Linked DNA regions of Homo sapiens: regions 2, 3 and 4 are each linked to region 1. The links are chromatin loops, found by intact Hi-C in ENCODE. Cell type or tissue: HCT116. All regions are shown on one strand. Each heading gives the region's core, and the rest is flanking DNA. Links, peaks and the distances in the headings are about the cores only. Region 1 has its middle 190 kb from the start of LINC01375. Region 2 has its middle 220 kb from the start of LINC02653. Region 3 holds the start of LINC01375 (long intergenic non-protein coding RNA 1375). Region 4 holds the start of HTR7 (5-hydroxytryptamine receptor 7).

What was found. Peaks named below come from ENCODE experiments on the same cell type or tissue, not always from the same donor. Only the 100,000 strongest peaks of a DNase experiment are listed, where the experiment ranks them.
Region 2: it touches region 1 in a loop (3.0-fold over the local background); 2 of 110 quality-filtered maps call a loop at or near these places.
Region 3: a loop joins it to region 1, with 3 times the contacts of the local background. A loop is called at or near these places in 13 of 110 quality-filtered maps.
Region 4: a loop joins it to region 1, with 7 times the contacts of the local background. A loop is called at or near these places in 9 of 110 quality-filtered maps.

What each region holds. Positions count from the first base shown.
Region 1 is chr10:90,145,742-90,150,645 of GRCh38, reverse strand. No RefSeq gene overlaps it. Among named protein-coding and RNA genes, the nearest start is that of LINC01375, 190 kb to the right of the region's middle. In HCT116, for the core only: CTCF peaks have their summits at 1,800 and 2,000 (motif pointing left); DNase peaks (open chromatin) are centred at 1,975 and 2,325; H3K4me3 peaks cover 883 bases; H3K27ac peaks cover 2,500 bases.
Region 2 is chr10:90,317,690-90,322,593 of GRCh38, reverse strand. No RefSeq gene overlaps it. Among named protein-coding and RNA genes, the nearest start is that of LINC02653, 220 kb to the left of the region's middle. RefSeq lists enhancers at 2,113-2,846, 2,847-3,582. In HCT116, for the core only: no CTCF peak of the experiment used is centred there; a DNase peak (open chromatin) is centred at 2,883; H3K27ac peaks cover 2,500 bases.
Region 3 is chr10:89,952,471-89,957,374 of GRCh38, reverse strand. LINC01375 (long intergenic non-protein coding RNA 1375) reads left to right here and starts at 2. Exons shown (of 4, transcript NR_110655.1): 1 at 2-226; 2 at 938-1,160; 3 at 1,372-1,500. In HCT116, for the core only: a CTCF peak has its summit at 2,385 (motif pointing left); a DNase peak (open chromatin) is centred at 2,431; H3K27ac peaks cover 730 bases.
Region 4 is chr10:90,855,291-90,860,194 of GRCh38, reverse strand. It overlaps HTR7 (5-hydroxytryptamine receptor 7), which reads left to right and starts at 2,156. Exons shown (of 4, transcript NM_019859.4): 1 at 2,156-3,062. The coding sequence starts at 2,524. RefSeq lists silencers at 2,119-2,488, 2,509-2,558. In HCT116, for the core only: CTCF peaks have their summits at 2,178 and 2,378 (motif pointing left); no DNase peak of the experiment used is centred there; H3K4me3 peaks cover 2,500 bases; H3K27ac peaks cover 2,500 bases.

The sequences.
Region 1 (4,904 bases), core at 812-3,311:
TCCATGCCAAAGGCTAAGGATGCAGCTAACCTGACCCCGGAGTGAACTGAAAGAAGGAGACAGCACAGCCGTGGGTATCACAGACAATTTAACTTAGACTTGGATCTCTGAGTACCCAGACGCAGTTTTTGAATCATTCTGTAAACAACTTTACAAATCACAAATGTATTTTGAGTGTTTTCTCTTTACCCAAATGGATTCTCCACTCTCAAAATTTCACAGGCCCCAATTTGAACTTAAAGTCATACTTTAAATTATAGCCTATCAAATTATTAATTTATAAATCTTCCAGAGGAAAAAAGTATCTAAGACCTATCAGAGAGGTAACACAATTCAGGGTCTTTATAAAAATACCTTCTAAAATTTAGTATAAGAATAAAATAAAATAAGCCCTTTTCATTTACAAACTGTCCATTAAAGTAAATCATAAAAATAAATAACAAATGCAAACCATTTTTTTTCTTCAATGAATCAGCAATTTTTCATCTGCAAAATTGTCTTTACTTCTTTGGTAGCAAAACCAAGGTGATATCAAAAAAAAAAGAACAAAAAAGAGAACAAACAAAAAACTTGTTTTGTTTCTCACAACTACAAACAAAAACTACTTTTGATTTGTTTGCCAATTTGGCTGCAATTTGGTAAAGATATTCAATACCACTTAAAAGAGAAAGTGGTTTGTCACAGAGATAACAGTAATAGTCATCATACCTTATGTATATTCACATTGTATAAAGCTTTTTATTAGCAATTTAAGCTAGTAACAGTTCTGTAAAGGACTATTTTTTCCCATTTTATGAGTAAACAAACTCAAAGGTGTTCAATTATTTTCTAGAATGTGGCAGGGTCAGATATGAACTCAGATATGGCTCTAAAATATGTGATGGCTGATGTGTCACAAAACTGATGCCGCCAAGCTGTCTGTCATTTCATAATTTCTGCATAGTTGCTTTCATATTCATCCAAAAATGAAGATGCAGTTTACAAACTACTCAATCCTTCCTTTTTAACCATTTGTCTATTTGTACATCATTTATTCATAAATACTTAATATATGATTCCTGCATTTGGCACTGAGAATCAAGATAACTAATTACATCTTCATGACATCCAAGATCTCAGTTGAGAAAAATATAAAGATTTTTTAAAAGTTATTAAAAGAGCCTGATAAATGTATGTGATGTCAAAAGGTACACTGTGCTTTAGAAGCCCAGAAGAAAGGATAAACAAAGAGATAGAAGAATCTTCCCTAGGGAGACCCCAATTTTGCTGGGTTTGGAGGATGAATAAGAGTTCACCAGTATTTTCATCTTCCATTTCTTTCCTTTTAATAATTCAGTAGGCAAATAGACAAGTAAAAAATATATTTCACAAGTTATTTCTTCTTTATATAAAATTATAAATAGTTTTAATTGAATTTCCTTTGGTTATTCAAGGAATAGAAGAAAGACAACTTGTTCCAGAGAAAACTCTTTAGCATTTATCAGTATCAGTGGATAGTCAGGAAAAGAAGAGGGCACTTTATTCCTTTAGAGAAGGCTGGGGCCCCTGAGTCTAAGTCAGAGTTTTGGGGTTTTATTGTTTTTGATTTCTTTGTGGTTCCTTATAAGCACAGTTTGGTTTCCTCAATATTAGAGTTAGGACTAAGGAATGCATTATATCAAGAAGAGATAAGAAATGTATAGTTTACTTAACATAGTTGTATTTCGCTCTTTATGTTTCTTTTGCTCTGCTAACCATTTGCATAATGTTTCTTGTTATAAAAAGAAAAAGCCTTTTATGGATCTGCTAAATGCGAACTGCAAAAGATAAAGAGATGGTGTCTTTTTCAAGTCTTCCATGCTTTGTGGTGGGCTTTGCACTGTAGGTACATCATCATTGTAGGTTGATTCAACAGGAGATCCCAATCCAAGTGCCCTTCTTTCAGATTTCATTTTCATTCTCAGACAAGCTTACTCACTCTGCCACCTATTGGCAGAAGAAACATCCTCTGGTTGAGCTAATTCTAAGCACTCCAACCTCAACTTGGATGAAAATTTTTCACCAAAAAACTGATAGCACGATACATTATCTTCTCTACTACATGCATTATAAGTTAGGAGAAGAAAATGCTTGTGACTAGCTAATTCTGACAAAGCTTATTTGGTAAAGAAGGTTAAAATCATGGCAAAGGTGAGTTTTGCGTTTAAGGAATTAACATAGATTCCTTTGTGCATCGTACTGATAGTACTGTACTGAGCATCCGGACCTTGATTTATCCTTCAGAACATGATTCAGCCTCTGAGTCTTCATTTTCTTCTAGTTCAAAAAGGAACAAGAATATCTTCATTGCCCAACTCACAATGAGTTTAGGAGACAAATAAGATATGGATATGTGACCACAGAATGATTCATCCAGATGGATTTTCTCCCTTAATCTTCCTCACCTTTCTCCATCTGCCCTCTTGAAAAAAAAATCCTTTGAAATAGCTATTCAATTAATTTCTCTCATTTTTTATAGGAGACAACAGAGTCCCAGAAACGTAGTGATGATCCATGAGATGTGGATGAACTTGAGGAGACAAATCACAGATTTGGCCCTAATGCCTAGAACTAAGAAGTAGCTTAAAGAAACACAGCAGAACAACTGCAGCCCCTCACGTTTTTTTTTTATCTTTTTGTGGCTCTCAACACATTCTGAGCAATGATATGTGTGGTGTGTGTGTAACTGTGTCTCATATTCTACACAATGCATAATACAGAGTAGGCTCTTTATAATATTAAATGGGTGAGGTGGTGAATAAAATAACCTTACAGTGCAATACATCTACTATACAGATGGGTGGATTGAGGCCACAGAAGTCTCAGTGATTCATCTAGCATAAGAAGTAAATCAGAACTTGGGCTACAAGACACTTTGATGTTCTGATTATAGGCCTCTTTCACTTATCTCCTTTGCTCTCCTGTTCCACTGGGAACTCCAGATTGCCAAAGTCCTAAAGCAGATTGGCCTCTTCTGGTACCCTAAATTCTAAAGACTGTGATTCCTTTTCCTCCATAACTCAAGTGAGTCATGGGTGTTTCTGCTGGAATGAGAAGGGGCAGCAAGAGGGGGAAGTGGTAGGTATCACCCTCTATAATAGAAATTGGGAAGACATTAAGCACAGATACTGGCCAAACCTGCAAACAGCTGAGTGAGTTTGGTGTATTTGGGACCAAACACAGCAAACATGATGACATATGCAGGGCAGTGACCATGACTATCTTTGGTCTGGATAAATTGCGGCTCTGGAAAGGCAACACACTTGAATAGGAATTATTTGAAACAGTGCAGGTGTTTTACTGCAACATATTCTACCACAGGAAAGAAGTTTCAGGAGTATCTCTTTTTAATCATGGCCATATCACTCGTGTAAAATAAATGACTTTACCATATGTATAATGCTGGTGAGTGCTGAGGAGCCTTTGGTTAGCTTTATTTCTGAAAGCAGTCTATCCTAATGTACATGCATAAAAACCCAAACCTAATGCATTTTATTATTGGCAGTGGAGCCAATCCACCATTAACAAAGATTATAAGGACCACTTTGGTCATTGCTTATACATCTCGTTGAACACAAATTATAATACTAATTATAGCAATAAATAGCATTGTACTAAATAGTCTATGCTTCATTTAATCATCGCAAAAACCCTATGTAATTAATTTGTATTGCAAATGAAGAACCGAGGTTCAGAGAGATCAAAGGACTTGCCTGGGGTTGTACAGGTAGTCAGTGGGAGAGACAAGCACAGAATTCAAGCACAGCCACTAAGCCCTCACTCACCCTTACCAATAGTCTATTAAATACAGCCTTAAGTTTCTGTTATATGTCCACTTGGTTTATTCCTTCTAGGAGACTGCAAGCTCTTAGAAACCAAGAATCAAGTCTTACACTGTTCCCTAAAAATATCTGTCACAATACTCTTCAGGAATATATCCTAAAATAGCAGGATGGCCAAAACCTGAGGTTTAGCAAATTGAGAGAGGTAGAACAGACAGACAGGCAGACAGGCAGACACACAGATGGAAACATACAACTATTTGAAGATGGGACAATCAGAGGAGGGTGAGAATCAATGGACTATCAGGGAAAAGAAAAATGGAGCATCTCAAATTTAATACTTGAGCTCTGATTTGTTTCAGCCAACTCTAGTAATAAGATATGTCCTTGCAGAGAAATGGCTAACATCTCTCCTGATTTACACATAAAAGGATTTATTGTTCTTCTCACCTCTGTAAAGCAATGTTAAGATCAACAGGATTAGTGGCATTATATGGTGCTCTCCACAGAGTTTAATGCCATTTCAGGCTGTTAAAAATTTATAGAAACAAATAAGAGAGTCCAATATCAGCTGAAGCTCTAATCCCCTTGAAGTGAAGAATAGCTTTCAGGCTGACATTTCTTTTGGAAATATAAACCCAGGTGCTTGCAGTTTGCAGATGACACTAACCTTCCTCTTGAGCCATAACTGTAGAAATGCTGGCCAGACAAATGTGGAAGAGTGTCTGAAGATACTGGGATGCACAGATCAGTTCCATTTCTTCATTAAGTCTTTAAGCACACAGGGCAAAGAGTACAAGGGTGACAGTGAGATGATCCTTCCTCCCCAAGGGTGAAAGAGGCTCGGAGATAAAAAAGGTAAACCTGCCCTATAAATATTAAGGGACAAAATCATCCCACAAGAGTGGATAGGCAAAGGCCCTTGAAAAAGGCACAGTGGTTTCTAGGCCATCAATAGTTATTCATTCACCTATCCATCTATGCATTCATAAATTTAAAAGACAAAATGTCTGTCATAAAAGAGATTAATTAGCAATGGAAGCCTAGAAAACCATGTTTTTCTCAGATACATATTCACAATATTCCACCTAGGGAGCAGAAACT
Region 2 (4,904 bases), core at 1,358-3,857, 170 kb before region 1:
TGGCTTTCTACATTGCCTTCCCTAGAAAGGAGGAAATTGTACAAAGACAATGGTAGATTGAAGAGCTTCAGATTCAAGAAGAAAGGAATAGTGAAGAGGAGTTAACAAAAAGCTTGGCAGACATTTATCAATTCATCACACGAGGGTCATAGATTATTTCTAGTTGGATGGTCCAGGACACTAAGATGGATTCTTTCAGTGCTAGTATTTTTTAAATACGAAGTTCACACATTCATGAGATCCAGTTAGTCCAGGTCTTCTTTTCTAGCTTAATACAGTGCAAAAATGTACCATCAAGAGTTATGGAAGAGGATAAAAAAACACATTTCCTCAGCTGGCCTTTTGGAAAGGTGATGAACTCCTGTTTTCAGAAAGCCCGACTTTGCATCCTTTTGGCCAGATTTCTCACCAACTGACTAGAGAACAGACTGAGTTTTTTAAAAAATAATTTTCCCTTTCATTTTTAATAATAGTTATAACATTTTATGACTTTTCTTACAAGCTCCGCTAACTGAAGGGAAAATTACAAGTTTAGATGATAAACTTATAAGAATAATGTCAAAGTAACATGGGGATGACTAGGGATCAGTTTTGGTGCTGTTTAGTATACTTACATTTGCTTGTGTGCAATCAACCTTTTTATGTGGTGACATCTATTTGCAGGTAATACTAAGTCTCAGGTACCTAAATCTACAATGGCATTAAAATGTGATTGTCTTTATTGATCCAAGGGAAATAGTCTTGATACTGACTTAGTAGTAAATTAGAAAATTGTTCCTTGGTAGTAAATCAGAAAAATAAAAAACACAAATGAGTTTTATATTTTTTGATATCCTGAGCCACACTCAACATGAACATGGTTGCTGAAGAAAGCTAAAAGTTTAATTTCATGTGAGTTCTTCAGGCAACATATTATTCAGAATTTTTCTTATTTCACAATCCCTTACCATTCAGCTGATTCTTTGGATGCCTTTGCTCATTCACTCAGTATGCTGGTGATGCACCAGTAAGCACAGTCCATACCAATGAGACGTTAGCAGTCTGAGGGAGGATCTTAATGTCTCTTAATATTTCTTAAAATAATTAAATATTTCCATGGCAAATTTTTTACTGTTGTACAATGTTTCAGAATTCAGCTCCTAACCAATAATAAGTTATGATTCTATTATTCCTTCAGAAACAAACAAGCATCATTTCTAGAAAGGTGGGTAGGTGTCCGCCATAATAAAATGCCCTAAACTGGATGACTCACAGTTGTAGAGACTGGAATTCCAAGATTAAGGTGCCAGCATGGTTGGTGTCTGGTGAGGGCCTTGCAGACGGCCACCTTTTTGATGTGTCCTCACATGGTGAAGACAGAGAAGTCTTTCTTTCTTCATCTTCTTTTCCCTCCTAGCTTTATTAAAGTATAATTGACAAATAAAAATTTTGTATACTCAAAGTATACAACATTATGATTTGACATACGTATATTTTTGTGTAATGATTACCACAATCAAATTAATCAACACTTCTATTACCACACATAGTTGCACTTTTGGTTTGTCCAAGAGAAGTGAGGACACTTAAGGTCTACTCTTTTAGCAAATTTCAAATAAACAATAAAGTATTAACTATAGTCACCATGCTGTATATTGGAACTTATTCATCTTAGAACTGAAAGTTTGTACTCTTCAACCAGACCAACATCTCCTCATTTCCCCCACAGCCCGGAATATGTAAGACCTGAAACTGTAAAACTCCTAGGAGGTTTATATGTTCATGCCTGTAGTTCCAGCTACTTGGGAGGCTGAGGCAGGAAGATAGCTTGAGCCCAGGAGTCTGATGCCATGGCTATGATTGTGATACTGCTCCACTAAACTCCAGCCTGGGTGACAGGGTAAGACCCTGTCTGTCTAAAAAAAAAAAAAAAGGATGGGGCAGGGGGATGCCCCTTGACATTGGCCTTGGCAAGGATTTTTTGGATATCACTCCAAAAACACAGGCAAAAAAGCAAAAAATAAGAATAAACAGACGGGACTACATAAAAGTAAAATGCTTCTTCACAGCAAAGGAAACAATCAACAAAATGAAAGGCCAACCTACAGAGTGAGAGAAAATATTTGCGAACCACATATGTGATAAAGGTTTAATATCCAAAATATATAAGGAACTCATACATCTCTTTCTCTTCTTTTAAGGCCACAGTCCTACGGGATTAGGATCCTTCCCTATGACTTCATTTAACCTTAATTACCTTCTAAAGACCCTATTTCCAGATACAGTCACACTGGGAGTTACAGCTTTAGGATATGAATTCCAGGGGGAAAGGGGGGGCATACAGTTCAGTCCATATCAGTTAAGAACGTTATAAAGGCATTTGTCCACAAATCTTTCAAATCTGATTAATTTATTAATTGGTATTAATACAAACTTGTGTTAAAAAGGACTTAAGGTCATCTGGTTTAATTTTCTCTTAAAAACGGAAACTCCTTCTCTAATCGGGGTGTTTCTAAAGAAAATACTCGAGGATTTCTTGATTTCTATGTCTCTATGTTACCTTTTATTCTTCATAAGTAAAAGTAATAATTTAATATCTTTTAAAAGTTTTTCACTATCTGAAAACACCCAAATCAACTTGCAAGGACTGCGCTTTTAAAACAGTAAGTTTTATAAGGATATATATTTTTTTTCAGTTGTATTTCTCAATTGAGTGAAAAAATATGTAGTATTAAATCTCTGTTCTCTTGCTTCACTTTCCCTTTTACTCCGAGGGACAACAAAACAGTACTGGCTAACTACTCTATTAATGGTGCACTCTCCAGGAACTGCAGTCCCCACTGTGCTGCCATTACAAGTAGTCAGAAAAGGTCATTGTGACTTAAAGTGAGCGCTGCAGGTGAAACAAGCTGGATCCATGAGTCAGTGATGACTCATTCTCAGATCATTCTGCCATGCGAAGCTTAACAGCATCTGGTATGAAAAACTCCACAGACATGCCAAGTTATTCACAATTGTTTCATGTACATTATTTCCAGTCTTCAAATTTAACAAATGTTTATTATTAGTTTATCGTAAACAGGGACTGTTCTCAGTCAACAAACATTTACTGAGCTTCATCTCTGTGCACTGGATGGCACTGGGGATAAAATACAAATAGGATATGCAGTGACTTCTACAGTAATGAGAAGGAAACCCCAGAGCCTTGGCCAGTGCAGATAAAACCTGGCCTTTTCTTTGACTCCACACCAGCAGAGACTCAGACACCCACATGTTCTCCTTCATGAATACTCACAGACTTATCATTACCACCTGCTTCAGCACCATCAAGGCTCAGCTCATGGTGCCATTGATTTCTGCTTCGAATCACCAGAGCAGCCCAGACTCCCAGGTCATCCTTTATCCCTCAGATTTTTATCTTCCTGTCACTTCATACAAATAACTCCTAATCCATCGCCCATGCTACTTCAAGCTCTGAAACCCTTCCACTGTAAATTCTTAGACTCAAGATCAATCGGGAGCAAAATCTCCCGTATCTTCAGACTATTCTCTGAATGCTTCCTTTGCCATCTTGCTAAAAACTGGGTCACCCTAAGCTCACTGCTTTCCTTGTAGAACCCCTAAGTGGAGGGTATTTTCTCTCTAAAACCCTCTTGCTGCTGGTCTCTGAAGGAGATTGTTATATGCCTTCCTTGTCATCACCACTTCAGACCACTTCTCTTTCCCATTTCCTGACTTCCCCTTTCCTGCTACTGCTACACACACACAGAGCTTTACACAACAGGTCATCCAACTAGAACACCGACTGGTCCTTCTAGTTGTGCTCCTCTTCAGATCCCCAGATTACTCTCTCACTGCCTAAAGCTTTTAGAGCCTGGCTCAATGAACTCTTTCCAATTCTATTATTGCCATCATTTTTGGTGGTTTTTAATATTCATGTCGATGATCCTTTCAATGTCTTAATCTCTAAGTTCCTTGACACTCTATCTTTCAAGAATCTATCTCTCAACCATAGTTTACCCATTTACCTCCAAGGTCACACTTTTGGCTTTATTATTACCATAAACTACAAATAATCTAGTCTCATGGTTACGAAGGATTTGTACTCTGATGACCCTCAAATTTTATCGTCAGCTGCATATCTTCTCTGAAATTAAAAATTACAAACTAATTCATAATTTGCCTATATGTACCTGCTATGCTCATTCACCGCAAGAGTGTGCTAGGCCCAACAGTATTGTATTTAAAGATCAGAAAATCTTAGCTTTATTTCCAGCTCTGATACTTACCTTTATATGCAAGTTGTTGTTCCCAATTCCTCTCTGTTCCCTATAAGAGGATTATACTCCCCCTGCTTCTAGCAACAGGCTTGGATATGTGACTTGGTTTAGTGAAAGAAATATAAACAGAGTGTTTTATGCTAAGTCTTAGCAAAAGCTCTAAGAGCCATATGTGGTTCCAGCACTGCTCTTTTTTTCTCTGCCATACAACGGAGAAAGGGCTGCTTCTTCAGTGTGGATCCTGGAATCAAGAAGATGTAGGACACAGTCAAAGGTAGTTTACAACTGCACTTATGTGAGTGGGAAATAAACCCTTGTCATTGTAACCTACTGAGTTTGGGGTTCATTGCACAGCATAATCTAACAGATTTGGATGTGTCAGAGTTTCCTAATTTATGCAATGAGGACAATAATGATATAACTTTCTTGTCCATGTCAGAAAGTTGTTGATGGGATTAAGTGAGAAATACATATGAAAAATGTTTTATAAAATTCTACTATGCTATTAGCATTATTACTGGAACTGGAAATATATGGAATTTCAAGATCTAAAGTTATTTATGCTTCTTTATCCCTGCACACAAGCCATTCAATGGAAATACAGCATGTGAGATATGCTAACGTGAACAAATCATGATTTTATTC
Region 3 (4,904 bases), core at 882-3,381, 190 kb after region 1:
GAAATCCAAAATGCTCTAAAGTGCAAAACTTTTTGGGCATCAACATGACTTTTAAAAGAAATGCTCATTGGAGCATTTTGAATTTCAAATTTTCAGATTAGTGATGCTCAGCTAGTAATATTACTGTAAATATTCCAAAATCTGAAAAAGTCTGAAACATCTCTGGTCTCAAGCATTTCAGATAAGGGACACTCGATCTACCAACAAAGGAGAGAGCCCCTTGAAAGTGTGTTGGTTATTTCTAGCTGTATTTGCATTCTAGGGTTTTGGAGGTTTTTAACGTAATGTCTGGGAGCTTGCCTTATCTGAATCATCCGAATGATGATTTCTTTCTAAATTTGCTTTTTTTAAAAAAAAAATCACTTTTCTAGTGATACATATAAAAGAAACTAATGAACTAGGTCATGAAGTATGAATAGCAGTGTCAGACATTCAAGACAAAAGGAACAGCATACTTAAAAATGAAGTTGTAGACAAAGTATTAACTGTTTCAAAATGTTGGATTTTCTAAAGACCATTTAAATGCTGATGCCATTTATCTTTAGGAAGCTGGTATTGTTTGCCACAGTTATAACAAGCTATTGTTATAATTTCTGCTTATTATTAGAATCCAATAGAATTTTTACAGTTTGTTTTGAACACTTCTGTCATCTATTGTTCAGTTTGTTTTCATTATGAAATTCAGGTTTACTCTCAGTTTCTCCCAAAAATAGTAATTAACTATTCTGGGAATAATAATTTTAACTGGTTCATAAATGAGCATATACTAAACAACACTACTGTGCTGTATATAAATCTGACTCATATATTTTATAGCTCTTACTTCTTAGAAATAGAAAAACTTGCTTCTATATTAGAAAAGAAATCACTTTTCTAAGCCTATAAGACTAATACCTAGACATTTAGATTGTGGTGGGTTCACTTTTCTTCTTGTTAGAGGGCACTCTGAATCACTCTTCTGGTGAAGATCTCTGGGAGTTACATGCAAGCGGTGGGCCTGGGCCCATTTCCACATCCCACAAAGAGTGCATTTACTTTGTGTATCCAGAAGAGCAAAACTCCCAACTCTACTGCTTTGTTTTCAAACGGACAGCCAAGCATTCGATGTCTTCAGCTTCACTCTCTACTTTGTGCTTGGGTTCCATTTCTGGTTCATATAGGTATTTACCTTATTTTTTAACTTGACTTTGCCTTTTTATCCCTCTTTATGTTTTTATTTATGTTGTATATTCTTTTATGTATTTGAAAGAGAAGGGGAGTGTCCTGTTATGAACATGCTATACCATCTTGACTAAGAACCCCTTTGCTGATACCCAATGGGATTCCTTTATCTGGTCTAACTGACTAGATATTTTATCATTTATTTTTCAGTCAAGGTTTATTGAGCACAATATGATGGTGTAGGCATCTTTGGAGATATGCTATCTGCAGGTTCAGCTTTGGAGATTCAGAAGTGACATGCACATGCCTCTGACACTCTCATGGAGTTCACAGTTGGAGGTAAGCTGAACCATTTGGCAATCTACCTCACAGATTGAACACAATTGCCAAATTGACCGTTCCCCAACTCAGGTTCATTTCCATCATGACAAACTAATCTTTCCATTTCAGTAAAGTTTCATGGTACCTCTTTGCCTATAGGAAGCCATGCAACTCATCAAAATCTACTTGTTATCTAAGTTAGTTTTTTTCTAACAATACCCTAAATATATAGTTCTTCTACAACTTTGATGATATATCCACAATTAATGGATACAACACAACAAGAAACTCAGCAATACTAAATTTTTCAGTCCACCAGTGTCTTTGAAGAGAATATTTGTATTAGCATTTTGTTGCTCATTTATTTCATTCTGCAAAGTTTAAGAAACAACAGATACCTTCCTCACAGTGCAGCATTCTTGAGAAGGGTGCAGAGTGACTGGGTTTTCTCCTGGGTTTACCCAGGCACTTTTTTATTCACTCATCTGTTTCAGAAATAGTCACTATCCTGTTGTCTTCAGCTCCCAGCTTGGGAAACCCACAGAGTCTTTCCCTCCAGGTCACCATTGAGTTTGGCATGCTGTTGACCCTCAGTACATCATACAGCAACTACAAAACAGTAATTTTGTTCTCAGTGCACCCACAGGGCCATTTACTTTGCAGCATCATTCAGAACTTTCAGCAATAACTTTCCTACTTCAAAAAAGATAAAGAGAAGCAGCATGAGGAATCCTTGATGGAAACAAAGCTGAAACAAATATAATCTCTTATAGGATTTTTCTACATAAAATAATGCAAAATCACAACTTATTAAGTCCACAACTTAAAGCAAAATGTATGAAATTACTTTTCACCACAAGTTTTTACTGATATGAATAATGGCTATACTGTCTATATTTTAAATTAACCTTAATGCCATCTAGTGGTCACTGAGAAATTTTTGTTTCAGAAAATTGTTAACTTTAGAAATTGTTAATAACAAAGTAGTAGGAATAACAATAACTGCTGTTGCTGAAGAGACTTATTGAACACCTACAATTCTTCAGAGCTCTATGTTCAGCATTTTATGTTCATTATCTTGTTTTATCTATACAACAACCTAAATAGGTACCGCAGCGCAGTTATGCAAATGAAGAAACCAAAACTTAGTGGTATTAAATGACATGCCATATTCAGAGATCTAGTAAATATCTGACTGGTTTTCAAACCCAATTAGTCTAGTCCATTGCCTTCACACTCATCCAGAATTCTATGCCTCTACTAAACCTCGGTTGTGACTATAGAATATGGTTAATAGACTAACACACATGCACACACACACACACTCACACACAAATGCTAATGTGTTTGAAGGGAGGTGCAACCTCACATTTCCACTCTACAACCAACTCTTATCATGTTCCAATTCCCAGGCTTCTCCTTCAAGCAAGATTTTAATTGCATGGGGATGTTTACATATTCGAAATTCACATATGGTATCTCTAAAATGTGATGGATTCACTCATTCATGCAACAAATAGTTACTGAACTCATGCGTTAGACTCTGTGCTAGGTAATGGGAATGCAGCAGGGAACCAAACAGACACAGTCCTTCCTTTCATGGAGCTTAAAGTACAGCAGGAGGACAGACACATAAATTACATGGATCATGATACAAACTCATTGTGGAAAGAGCAGCTGGGAAAAATGCAGAGTGCTGGCAGGGTGTTTAGTTGGATGACCTTCCTTTGGCACCTAAGCGTTGAGTGAGAAGGGGAGTGAGGGAAGACATCTCTAAAGGAAGGACCTTTAAGAGGAGTCATGAAAGAGTGGGAGTGGGAGTGGGAGTGGGACTGAGCTGGGTGCAGGAGGGCAGCATAGGGATTCCAGGAAAAGCACCTGAGCAGCAAGCAGAAGAGTGTCTCCTAAGGCTCTGCTCCCAGACATTACACTCACACAGTGGAAGCACGACAGTAAGTCAATATGCAATTCAGGCACTCTTAATTCTTGTGCTGTAAATGGAACTTGGATAAAGACCATAATTAAGTCATACTTTTTTATACTTTGAACAAATCACTTTTACTGAAAATACTAAAATTGCATGATGTTGCACTTTATTTGAATACCCAAACATAATGGTACCTATCTATGCTAACTGAAGTTTCCATTGGTACTTATGAATAATTCAAATGCCTCCTAAATAAGATTTTTAGTTTGGTTGGAGATTATGAAAATAACACTCATGGCAGATAATGTGAATAACACAGAAGGAACCAAGGAAAAAAGAAGAAAAACAACTAATCCTCATATCTCACAACCCAGAGGCAAATAATGTAAACCTTTTGGAATGCTTCCTTCCAGTCTTTTTCTCTATTAATATTTTATAAAAATAAGATTTTATAATTTAATTTATTCATTCAGTGTAATAATTATTTCATTTGTTTTTACAAACTCTTTGTTAATATCACTGTAATAGCCAGATGCTATTTTATTAGGTGGACACATCCTAGTTTACTTAACCCATTTCCAAGCTGTTCAGTAGGTGGATTGTTTCCAATGTTTACTAAACAATGAATGACATATGAATAATGAATGGCATATGACAAATAATATATAATAAATAACACATTGCATAAAACTAACTTTTTTATAACGGTTTGTCCACCAGAATAGAACTCAGTAAATAGTAGACATTATTGTCAAGTGGTTAAGTAACTGACACAGCTTATTTGTATATCTGAAAAGAATTTAGAAAGTAACAAAGCAATTTACAAAAGCAAAACCACTGCTCAAGAACATTGACTATCAACCACCTCTTCCCATTCTTCCTTGTACTGTGAGTTGATTTCTGCCTTGATCTTAAGACAGGCTGCAGTAAAAGTTAATGGGTATTTTTGTCATGTTGGAGAATCCCAGGAAGCCATTCTAAAATCCCATTTGTGAAATGATGTGTCACATTAACACATTTTATGGGCTTAATCTTGTGCTGCTAATTGAATAATTTAATATTTGTGACACTAGCTTGACTCACACAATTACACACACACACAAAAAAAAGGAGTTGTAAGCTGTTACATCTCAGCTGTTCTTTACTTTGAGCATGCCCTGGTGTTTTTTAAGCTATATTTAGTGTTTTGCCATTTACAAGACAACTTCTATCTCTTTGGATATTTGCTTGATGTGAATGCAAATTGGAGTTGCAAGTTTTCTTCTTCTAACTAGGTACTCTTTAGTAGGTATATGCCCAGTCCAGATGCCAGGACTCTTAAACAGAGTTTTCACTGAGAGGCATTGACAAGATATAGAAATTACATCCTTGTGCCATGAGTAAGGACAGTGGTAATGACAGTGGCAGGCCATCTAAAGCAGCTGCTGTCATCACACTGGCTGCTGCAGGGAGACAGCGCTGGGGCTGCACACTCCAGGGAGCCAGCAGGAGCCAG
Region 4 (4,904 bases), core at 1,214-3,713, 710 kb before region 1:
ATACAAATAAAATGATTAATTTTCAAAATCTGTGTGTAATTACTCTGGAATATTATTTGACAGAGCCAAGACAGAATATATAAGCTGAACTGATTAGGGTATTCAAGGGGAAGAATACAAAAGTCAAAATAAGTTAAAATGAGTTGAAAAGTTAAAATGAAAAAAATATCAAAAGTATCTTGGGGAATATACTACATGAAGGAATTTTTAAAAGACCTTAAGACAATTCCAAACCTCAAAATAAAAAAATGGAGACATTTCAATGCAGTCACATATGATCTTGGATAAGTTATAAAATTTCTCCCAGCCTCTATTTCCTCCTCTGCACTGAAGGGTGAACAAATGGTTTCTTAGATGCATTCCAGCAACAAACTATTTGTCTTTTGTCTGAGATTTCCTCTCTCCCAAGATCCCCAGTGGATGCCTAAAACCCCGGATAGTACCCAATCGTATATATACTATGTTTTTTTTTTTGATCTGGTAAGAGAGAGGGCTACTAAGTGACTAATGGTGGATGGCATATACAGTGTGGATATGTTGGACAAGGGATGATTCATATCCTGGGTAAGATAGAGATTTCATCACGCTACTCAGAATAGTGTGCAATTGACAACTTACACATTGTTTATTTCTGAAAATTTCCATTTAATATTTTCGGACCGTGGTTCACCACAGATAACAAACCAAGAAAAGCGAAACAGAGAATAACTAACATAAGTAAGGTTGAAGAAATTTCCTCATCCATCTTAACTGTTAGATAATATTGCTTTGTGGCCTAGGTATTATATTCAACTCTTCCTCTGACTCAATGGATTGGTTTGCTTATCCTAGGCAGAGAGGAGCCTCTGAAATGTTGATCACAGCAAAAGAGCTGTGAACATTAGGGCTTTTTTTTTTTTCCATTAAAACTTTTTCTGAATGTGTACAGGGAAGAATATGGGCATAGTAATCAGATAAACTTGGGTTTGAAACATAACTATTCCTTACCAGCTGATTGCAAGAGCTAACAACCTTCCCTATCTGGAAAAACAGAGCTAATACCCACCTTGAAGAATGAAAGTACTATTCAGCACTCTGATCAATATACTTTGAGGTTTTTATTCCTTTTCTTCTTATTTATAATCCGCTAGGGCCTAACAAGAAAAAACAGATTTGATTATTTTTAGAGTCTTAAACTACAGAAATCACTGCTGGCTTCCAATGAAACCTTCAAACAAAATGGAATGAAGCAAGTCTCACAAATAATAAAAATCAGCCGCTCTGACAGGGTTTGGATACCAAGGGGAATTTTAGCCAATAGGTATTAAATCAACATACACCTCCAGGATTCCTTTATAGAAGAGTATAACCGGTCATTTCTTTGCTTATGTGTAAGACTTCCAGAATGCTACGGGAAAATTAACTCTCTTTTCAATATATTAGGCTTTGAAGTCTAAATATAAAGGCAATCAGGGTCTATTTTCAGAGCGGAGAGGACTGTTTCTAGACATCCAGGAAGGATTAGTCCAAATGGGTGTAACCCCCTTGGAGGCCTTGTCCCCAGAGCATCCTCATCTCCTGGGTGCCAGGGGCTTAAGGAATCCCCCTCCCTCCTTTTTTTCTTTCTTCCTCTTCTCGGAGCTCCCACCCTCACCCCATTCGGCTGCTTCTTTTCCATCTTCGCTTCTTCCCATAAGCGGTCAAAATAGAAAACGGAAGTACCTATTTGTTGCTTAGTGTAGTGCTCAGAGACGTTTTTTTGGTTGTTGTTTAATTAAGAAAAATAAAATCCCCCTCTAGGTTCTTCATTTCGCAATGAGCCCAAACATCCGCTGGCTCATTAGGCCTCTTAACAAAAGAAAAATGCCCCCACTGAACTGTGGCTGACTAGTGTGCGGAGGCTGGGGTCGGCTGGAGGGGTTCTAAGTATCTATCATGCGGCAAGGACAGCTTCCCGGGCGAGGGGACCCGGGATCCCGGGAGGCGCGTGCAGCGCCGCCCCCTCACAGTAGGGAGGCGCGGGAGAGGCGGCGGTGCCTGCCCAGCCCGGGTATCCCGTCCCAGGAGCGCGAGGGAGCGGGCAGCGGCCGGAGGCGGCGGCGGCGGGGACGCGGCGCGGCTGCCGCAGGGGAGCGGCGGCGGCGGCGGCGGCGGCGGCGGGCGCGAGGGGCGGGGCGCACTCCGCAACTTCTGCCGCTGCCGCCCGGGCGCTCTCGGCGCAGCCGAGCTGCTGCTGCGAACTGTGGAGCTGCCAGCGGAGCCCAGCCCGAGCTCCCTCGACTCCGCGCGTCCCAGGCGTCCGTCGGGGGCCGAAGCGCCTCCCGCAGGGAGTCCCCGTGAGGCCGCGCTGCCGCGTTACCCGCAGCGGCCGGGGGTCCGGGGAGTGCGGGGCTCCGAGACAGAGCCAGGCGCCCCCCAGCGGTCGGCGCGGGCCCCATGGCTGGGCCGGGCGGAGCGGAACCGGTGAGGTGAAGCCCCGGGGCCGGCAGCCGGAGGCGCGTGGCCGGGGCGCCGGCTCCATGGGCAGCGGCACACGGCGGCGCGATGATGGACGTTAACAGCAGCGGCCGCCCGGACCTCTACGGGCACCTCCGCTCTTTCCTTCTGCCAGAAGTGGGGCGCGGGCTGCCCGACTTGAGCCCCGACGGTGGCGCCGACCCGGTCGCGGGCTCCTGGGCGCCGCACCTGCTGAGCGAGGTGACAGCCAGCCCGGCGCCCACCTGGGACGCGCCCCCGGACAATGCCTCCGGCTGTGGGGAACAGATCAACTACGGCAGAGTCGAGAAAGTTGTGATCGGCTCCATCCTGACGCTCATCACGCTGCTGACGATCGCGGGCAACTGCCTGGTGGTGATCTCCGTGTGCTTCGTCAAGAAGCTCCGCCAGCCCTCCAACTACCTGATCGTGTCCCTGGCGCTGGCCGACCTCTCGGTGGCTGTGGCGGTCATGCCCTTCGTCAGCGTCACCGACCTCATCGGGGGCAAGTGGATCTTTGGACACTTTTTCTGTAATGTCTTCATCGCCATGGACGTCATGTGCTGCACGGCCTCGATCATGACCCTGTGCGTGATCAGCATTGACAGGTAAGGGCCGGACCGCCCCGTCCCAGGCTCCGGCTGGGGACCGGCTGGCAGCTCAGCCCCGCGCGCTCGCCTTTCCTGGGAGGATCAAGCTAGACTTCAAGGCGGGATGAAGGGCTGCGCTTAAAACACCGCTCCCCCCAATCCACCCTACACCAACCAAACTTCGGTTACGGCATAGCCTATGTACATCTTTAAAAGAAAAACCGGAAATGTTCTGGTTTACTGTAGTGACGAATTTAAGACCAAAGTTAAGAGTATTTTAAGCCTTAGCATTTCCACCAGCGGGTCCCTTGCCTTGGTTTTTGGAAGGAAGGGATTTGGTGCTCCCTGACTTGATCAAGCCTTGCTGTGAGCCTTAAAGAGTCATTAAAAAATAATAATAATAAGTCGGAGAAAAGCCACCTTGCTTACCCCATTGTGGGAGCTACTCCCTAGGCCAGTAAAAGGACCTTGGATGGTTCTAGAATTGGGGTTTGTATGTCTTACACATTGCATCTTTATGATGGTCAGTTCGGAATCGCATTCTTGCTTGTGGAAGTCTGGTTTCAATGTTTGGTAATGCTGTCTGTATCTTGCGAGCTTGCTGACTGGAGCCTTCCTCCAGGTCTGAATGGCTGGTTCTAGCCTTTCATCATAGCCCTTGGGAACCTTCTCTTGAGAACTCCCCCACTGGAGTAATTGAAACAGAGGCTGACCATCTGTCAGGGATGCTAGGGGAAAAATTCCTGCCTTGGGTGTCATATTGAACTAGGAGACCCACAGGGTTTCTTCAGGCTGTAAGGTTACAGGCTTTTGAAATGGAGCTAGTCTTTGACCCTTGAAATATTATGCAGTTGACAACTTGAAGTATGGTCTCAATCCTCTTTGGCCTAAAACAACTCTATTTCACTTGAAACTGAAATATGAGACCTTAATATTCACACTCAGAATTTTGCCGGTGTTTCAAGACTAGTATCCTGTTGTGTTTAATGATACAGAGAAATGGTTGCTTATTTTCTTAGTGGATCTATAGAACCTTTATATGTGTAGATCTTTCAGCCTAGGGGAAATAATTGATGCCTCCACACTTAAAATGACAGTGCCTCAAAGGATGGTCTAGCATGAAACTGAGATTTTCCTTTTTTTCTTCTTGAAAACACTGCTGTTTGTGGTTTGCTGGTACTTAAAATGTTCTGCTGTATGTATTTTTTGCTTGACCAGGGTTTATAATTACTAAATAAAGGAAATAATAGAAAAGGGAATATTTTCAAGAAGAAAAACACATTGTAGCTCCATTTAGCTAACAATTTAGGTTATTTTTCTTTAAATTGATTCTACCATTTTATATATCATGGTAGAAGCTGCTGACAGCAAACAAGGAATTACTTAAGAGCAGAGCATGAACTGCATATGTGAGAATATTAGCACCAAATTTGGCAGCTGAAGTTCTGAATTACAGTAGTTAAGAATGACAAAACATATGTATTTACAGTCTGACTGTGGCAACTGGAATTAGGAGAGTGCACTCAATACACATAGTAAGTGTATACATGAATTATAAGCACAGAAATCTGACTGCTCAGCCAACCAAAACAGAGCATCCTGCATGAATGGAGTCCTTTTAAATGGAACTTAGTGTAATAAAACAAATAACGGTTTATGCTGCAAGTACTGTATTTATAACCATTTTTTAAAATTTCACAGTTGATAAATGATACATAAATAATACCTTGTGCTAATTTGTCTCCTAAGACAGCCAGTGTTTCTCCTCTTCTGGGCTACATTGAGGTTTGGCTGAGATCACCTTGTGATTCCTATACATGAGCTAAAGGCATTCTCCACTCAGCGTGCATGTGTGACTTA